Regions from separate parts of the Homo sapiens genome. Here region 2 is linked to region 1. A link is an interaction called in ENCODE POLR2A ChIA-PET data of the cell type or tissue named here. Cell type or tissue: Caco-2. All regions are shown on one strand. Each heading gives the region's core, and the rest is flanking DNA. Links, peaks and the distances in the headings are about the cores only. Region 1 holds the start of LOC100630923 (LOC100289561-PRKRIP1 readthrough). Region 2 overlaps SH2B2 (SH2B adaptor protein 2).

Evidence for each region. Peaks named below come from ENCODE experiments on the same cell type or tissue, not always from the same donor. Only the 100,000 strongest peaks of a DNase experiment are listed, where the experiment ranks them.
Region 2: POLR2A ChIA-PET joins it to region 1 with 7 read pairs; 8 of 35 experiments call an interaction of 5 or more read pairs at or near these places.

The regions. Positions count from the first base shown.
Region 1 is chr7:102,362,466-102,365,368 of GRCh38, reverse strand. LOC100630923 (LOC100289561-PRKRIP1 readthrough) reads right to left here and starts at 1,508. Exons shown (of 9, transcript NR_038967.1): 1 at 958-1,508. It also overlaps the pseudogene LOC100289561. RefSeq lists enhancers at 725-974, 1,495-1,814 and a silencer at 1,195-1,414. In Caco-2, for the core only: no CTCF peak of the experiment used is centred there; DNase peaks (open chromatin) are centred at 1,028 and 1,598; H3K4me3 peaks cover 1,221 bases.
Region 2 is chr7:102,311,045-102,313,947 of GRCh38, reverse strand. All of the region lies in intron 4 of SH2B2 (SH2B adaptor protein 2), which reads right to left. Among named protein-coding and RNA genes, the nearest start is that of MIR4285, 19 kb to the right of the region's middle. In Caco-2, for the core only: no CTCF peak of the experiment used is centred there; a DNase peak (open chromatin) is centred at 1,432.

The DNA of each region.
Region 1 (2,903 bases), core at 192-2,691:
GCATTCACGGCTCTCTGCAGCCTCGACCTCCTGGGCTCCATCCATCCTCCCACTTCAGCCTCCTGAGTAGCTGGGACCACAGATGCATCCCAGCATGCCTGGCGACTTTTGTATTTTTTGTAGTCAGGGTCTCCCCATGTTGTCTAGGCTGGTCTCTAACTCCTGGTCTCAAGGGATACTCTTGCCCTAGCCCCGCAAAGTGCTCGGATTACAGGTGTGAGCCACTGCATCCCGCCCGCATTTTCTTATTGTCTCTCTAAACTGCTTAAAATAAAATAAGCCATAGGAATTGAGTATGTGAGCTCTCAGAAATGAAATGAATGTGTATAAAATATGGTTTTGTTTCTAAATTATCTAACTGAACTTGGTTATTGCTGCACCTAATAATCTTCTATTAAGAAAACTAGGATACGGGAGAAAGAACACTGGCCTGGGAGATAAGTCTCCTGGGTTCTACTATGAGCAGCTCTACCCACAAAGCCGGTGACCTGGTCAAGTCACCCACCTGCTAAGGCCCAGTCTCTTCCCCTAGCAACTGAGGCAGCAGGAGAGAATCCCTGCAGACTGTTCCTGCATTACTACGATTCTCCCAGGGCAGATCTAAGGGGGGGATCAGCAGACACTTAAGTGAGAGAATAGAAGTGCTGACGGACGTTTAAAGGCGGTCCAAATCTGGAGCACGGAGAGGAGGAGGAAGGACTGTTAGGGGTTAGCGGGGAGTGGAGACGACGTCCGCAGCTGAGGGTGGTGACACCCTCCACGCCTCCGTAAGCCTCGTCCTCCCAGATCTTCCCATGCAGCGCCTGTTCGGTGCAGCCAGACCCTGCCCTCAAACCCAACACATGTCTCTCCGGCAAGCAATCGGGACCCTCCCTCTGCCCCACACTCTAAGGTCCCCAACACACGGTGACTTCACCCAGGCCCTTCTCGCTCCGGGCCCAAAAACCCAAGACTTACCCTCCTGGGGCTCCGCAGCCTCTGCCCCACGGCTCCCGAGAGGCCGGGGCGGGCTGCTGTCGCTGGCGCGCGCGTCTGCTCGCGAGGTCACCTCCTGTCCACCTCACCAAAGCTGTTCTGCTCCCGAGGGGCCCGGGCCGGGCCTACGGGGCAAATCCAGGCGGGGGTCCTTCTCGGGGCCCAGATCCGCCTCCCTGGGGCTCACCGTACAGCGACGGCCGGCGCCAGGCCGCCGAGGACACACACGGGCCAGGCCCAGGTCCCGTCGCCCCTTCGCCTCCGCCACCACCTCCCGCCCGGCCCCTCTGGCCCCAGCGCCGCCGGCTCCGGGGTTCACGCTCGGGGGTCCCGGCTCGAGCCTCTACCCGGCCCGCGTGAACCCTGGGCCGCACAGCTCCCGCCCGCCTAGGTGCTGGCCCGGGCAGTCAGCGTCCAGCCCCGCAGACTCGGTGATTCTCGTCCACTAGAGGCCAAAGCCTGGGAACGAGAGCAAGCGATGACCTGAAGAGGCGCAGGAAGCCAGGGCAGTGCGGAGGTGGCGCGCATGTGCAAGCACGCACGCGCGAACACGCACGCAGGGAGAGGTGCACACGCGCAGGAGTGCACCGGAAGTCCGCCTCCCGGGACACCCACCACCGGTCCCAGGACAAGTAACGGACTCTATTTCCCATGAGCCTATGCGCTCCCCAAGTTTAGGGGCCGTCTTAAATGTCTCTACCCTGCCTAAAGGTTAAGAAGCTCCAGCCTATGAGCTTTACGCGCCCTCCAAGTTTAGGGGCCATTTTAAATGTCTCTACCCCGCCTAAAGGTGAAGAAGCTCCAGGCTATGAGCTTTGGCAACCCTGAACCCCGGACTGAACTTCACCTTTGTCTTTACTCCCTTTTAGGGTCAAGTCCAGGGCTGCGTTACTGGGTCCTGGAGCCCAAGTCCTCTGGGTTAGAACCAAGTTTCCCATAAGGAGAAGGAAAGGAAAGGGTGTATCATGGTCACTGCTCTGAAATGCTGAGAAGTTTCACTCAAATACTGGGACAGGATAAATGCCCAGCGATGCTTTCCAAGGAACAAAAAGAAAATAGAATTTGTAGCTGGGCGCGGTGGCTCAAGCCTGTAATCCCAGCACTTTGGGAGGCCGAGGCGGGCAGATCGCAAGGTCAAGAGATAGAGATCATCCTGGCCAACATGATGAAACCCTGTCTCTACTAAAAATACAAAAATTAGCTGGGCGTGGTGGCGCGTGCCTGTAATCCCAGCTACTCGGGAGGCTGAGGCAGGAGAATCACTTGAACTTGGGAGGTGGAGGTTGCAGTGAGCCGAGATCACGCCACTGCACTCCATCCTGGCGACAAAGCGAGACTCCATAGCTTTTCTAGATCACACAGTGAATGCCTAAAAACTGTAGAGAAATAAGGACATACACACACAAATTGAATGAAGAAGAGATACCTGTGATCTTACCTTCCCCAGGAGGATTATGTTTAGGGTTAGGTTATGTTGACCAAAAAGAGTCAAAGTCTGTAAAGAGTTTTATTCTGGGCCTCCTATTTGAGTGACCATGGCTGGTGACACAACCTCAGGGGGTCCTGAAAACGTGAGCCCAAAGTGGTTGGGTTACAGCTTGGTTTTATGCATCTTAGGGAGACAGTAGTTACAGGCAAAGACATAAATCAATACATGGGAAGTATATGTTGGGTCAGCCAGGAAAGGCTTTCAGGTCACTAGTAGATTGAAAGATTGGCAGTTGGTTCAGAGTTAAGTGTTGGCTGAACAGCTGGAAGACTACATAAAGAAATGGGCCATTGCAGTGGCTCATGCCTGTAATCCCAGCATTTTGGGAGGGTGAGCTGGGAGGATCCCTTGAGGCCAGGAGTTCAAGGACAGCCTGCGCAACACAGCGAGACCCCCTACTTCTACAAAAAAAATAATTATACAGGTGTGGTGGTGCATG
Region 2 (2,903 bases), core at 173-2,672, 51 kb after region 1:
TAGTCATAAAACCTAAAAATATTCTTTTTTTTTTTTTGAGACGGAGTCTCACTCTGTTGCCAGGGCTGGAGTGCAGTGGCGCGATCTCGGCTCACTTTGCCTCTGCCTCCTGGGTTCAAGCGATTCTCCTGCCTCAGCCTCCTGAGTAGCTGGGATTACAGGCATCTGCCACCATGCCCGGCTAATTTTTTTGTATTTTTAGTAGAGATGAGGTTTCACTGTGTTGGCCAGGCTGGTCTCAAACTGACCTCGTGATCTGCCTGCCTCGTCCTCCAAAAATGCTGGGATTACAGGCGTGAGCCACTGCGCCCGGCCAACCTAAAAATATTCTATGTAAAAACTTGTCATAAAGAAATTATCCAGCCAGGCACAGTGGCTCATGTTTGTAATCCTAGCATTCTGGGAGGCTGAGGTGGGAGGATCACTTGAGGTCAGGAGTTTGAGATCAGCTCGGGCAACATAGCGAGACCCCCATCTTTTTTGTTTGTTTGTTTGTTTTGAGATGGGAGTCTTGCTCTGTCACCCAGGCTGGAGTGCAGTGGCACGATCTCAGCTCACCGCAACTTCTGCCTCCCGGGTTCAAGTGATTCCCCTGCCTCAGCCTCCTGAGTAGCTGGGATCACAAGCATGCGCCACCATGCCCAGCTAATTTTTTTTTTTTTTTTGTATTTTTTGCAGAGATGGGGTTTCACCATGTTGGCCACGCTGGTCTCAAACTGGTGATCTGCCCGCCTTGGCCTCCCAGAGTGTGGGGATTACAGGCGTGAGCCACTGCACCTGGCCGCAAGAACACGTCTTTTTTTTTTTTTTTTTTTTTAGACAGAGTTTTGCTCTTGTTGCCCAGGCTGGAGTGCAATGACGCAATCCTGGCTCACTGCAACCTCTGCCTCCCGGGGGTTCAAGCAATTCTCCTGCCTCAGCCTCCCGAGTAGCTGATATTACAGGCATGTACCACCACGCCCGGCTGATTTTGTATTTTTAGTAGAGATGGGGTTTCTCCATGTTGGCCAGGCTGATCTCAAACTCCCAACCTCAGGTGATCCGCCCACCTTGGCCTTCCAAAGTGTTGGGATTACAGGCATGAGCCACCGCGCCCGGCCCTGAGAATCTCATCTTAATAAAAGAAAATTAGCTGGGCGTGGTGGTGAGGCAGGAGGGTCAATGGAGTCCAGGAGTTGGAGGCTGCAGTGAGCTGTGATCATGCCCCACTGCCCTCCTGCTTGGGCAACGGAGCAGAAAAAAAAAGTAAAAACAAAAGGAAAGAAAGAAACGGAAGAAGGAAAGGAAAGCAAGAAAGAAAGAAAAAAAGAAAGAAAGAAATTACCCAATCTGCCTGGTTTGACTGTAGGTCATAAGACCCCCATTCAAGATAGGGTTCTGTCCCACACCCAGAAGGAAGGAATGCTACTCAGAGAGGCCAAGAAGAATCTGGACAGACAGGCCTGGCTGGGTCCCCTGCTCAGTCTATTCCCTTTAGATCCTACCCTTTGTATCCAATCCTCTTTCTACACTGCTGTCCATACTTTGCTGAACCTAAGCATAAAAATGGACCATTTCCCTGTATCCTTTTTTTGAGACAGAGTCTCCCTCTGTTGCCCAGGCTGGAGTGCAGTGGTGTGATCTCGGCTCACTGCAACCTCTGCCTCCCAGGTTCAAGTGATTCTCCTGCCTCAGCCTCCCAAGTAGCTGGGATTACAGGTGCATGCCACCACCAGGCCCAGCTAATTTTTGTATTTTTAGTAGAGATGAGGTTTCACCATGTTGGCCAAGCTGGTCTCAAACTCCTGACCTCGTGATCCGCCTGCCTCGGCCTCCCAAAGTACTGGGATTACAGGCATGAGCCACCATGCCTGGGATTTTTTTTTTTTTTTTGAGACTGAGTCTCACTCTGTCACCCAGTGGAGTTCAGTGGTGCAATCTCAGCTCACTGCAACCTCCGCCTCCCAGGTTCAAGCAATTCTCCTGTCTCAGCCTCCTGAGTAGCTGGGATCACAGCGGGCCCGCCTCCACCTCCAGCTAATTTTTGCATTTTTAGTAGAGATGGGGTTTCCCCATGTTGGCCAGGCTGGTCTCGAACTCCTGACCTCAGGTGATGTGCCTGCCTCAGCCTCCCAAAGTGCTGGGATTACAGGCGTGCACCACCACGCCCAGCCCTCCCCTGTATCTTTGAGTCTTCATTCTGAAGGCTCCTATGTATACACGTTAAATAAATTTACATGCTTTTTCTCCTATTAATCTGCCTTGTGCAGCTAAGCACTGTGGCTCATGCCTGTAATCCCAGTGCTTTGGGAGGCCGAGGCAGGCGGGTCTCTTGAACCCAGGAATTCAAGACCAGCCTGGACAACATAGCACGATCCCGATCCCGTCTCTAAAAAAAAAAAAAAAAAAAAAAAGGCCAGTTGCAGTGGCTCACGCCTGTAATCCCAGCACTTTGGGATGATGAGGTTGTCAGATCACCTGAGGTCAAGAGTTCGAGACGAGCCTGACCACCATGGGGAAACCCCGTCTCTGCTAAAAATATAAAAATTAGCTGGGCTTGTTGGCAGGTGCCTATAATCTCAGCTACTTGGGAGGCTGAGGCAGGAGAATTGCTTGAACCTGCGAGGTGGAGGTTGCAGTGAGCTGAGATTGTGCCATTACATTCCAGCCTGGATGATGGAGCGAGACTCCATCTCAAAAAAAAAAAAAAATTAAGCCAGTCATCGTGGCATGTGCCTACAGTCCCAGTTACTTGGGAGGCTGAGGCAGGCAGATCAGTCGAGCCCAGGAGGTCGAGGCTGCAGTGAGCTTGATTGCACCACTGTACTCCAGCCTGGGTGACAGAGCAAGACCTTACCTCTAAAAAATAAAATAATAAAATAAAAATAAATAAATAAATTTGTATGCCTTTTCTCTCATTTATC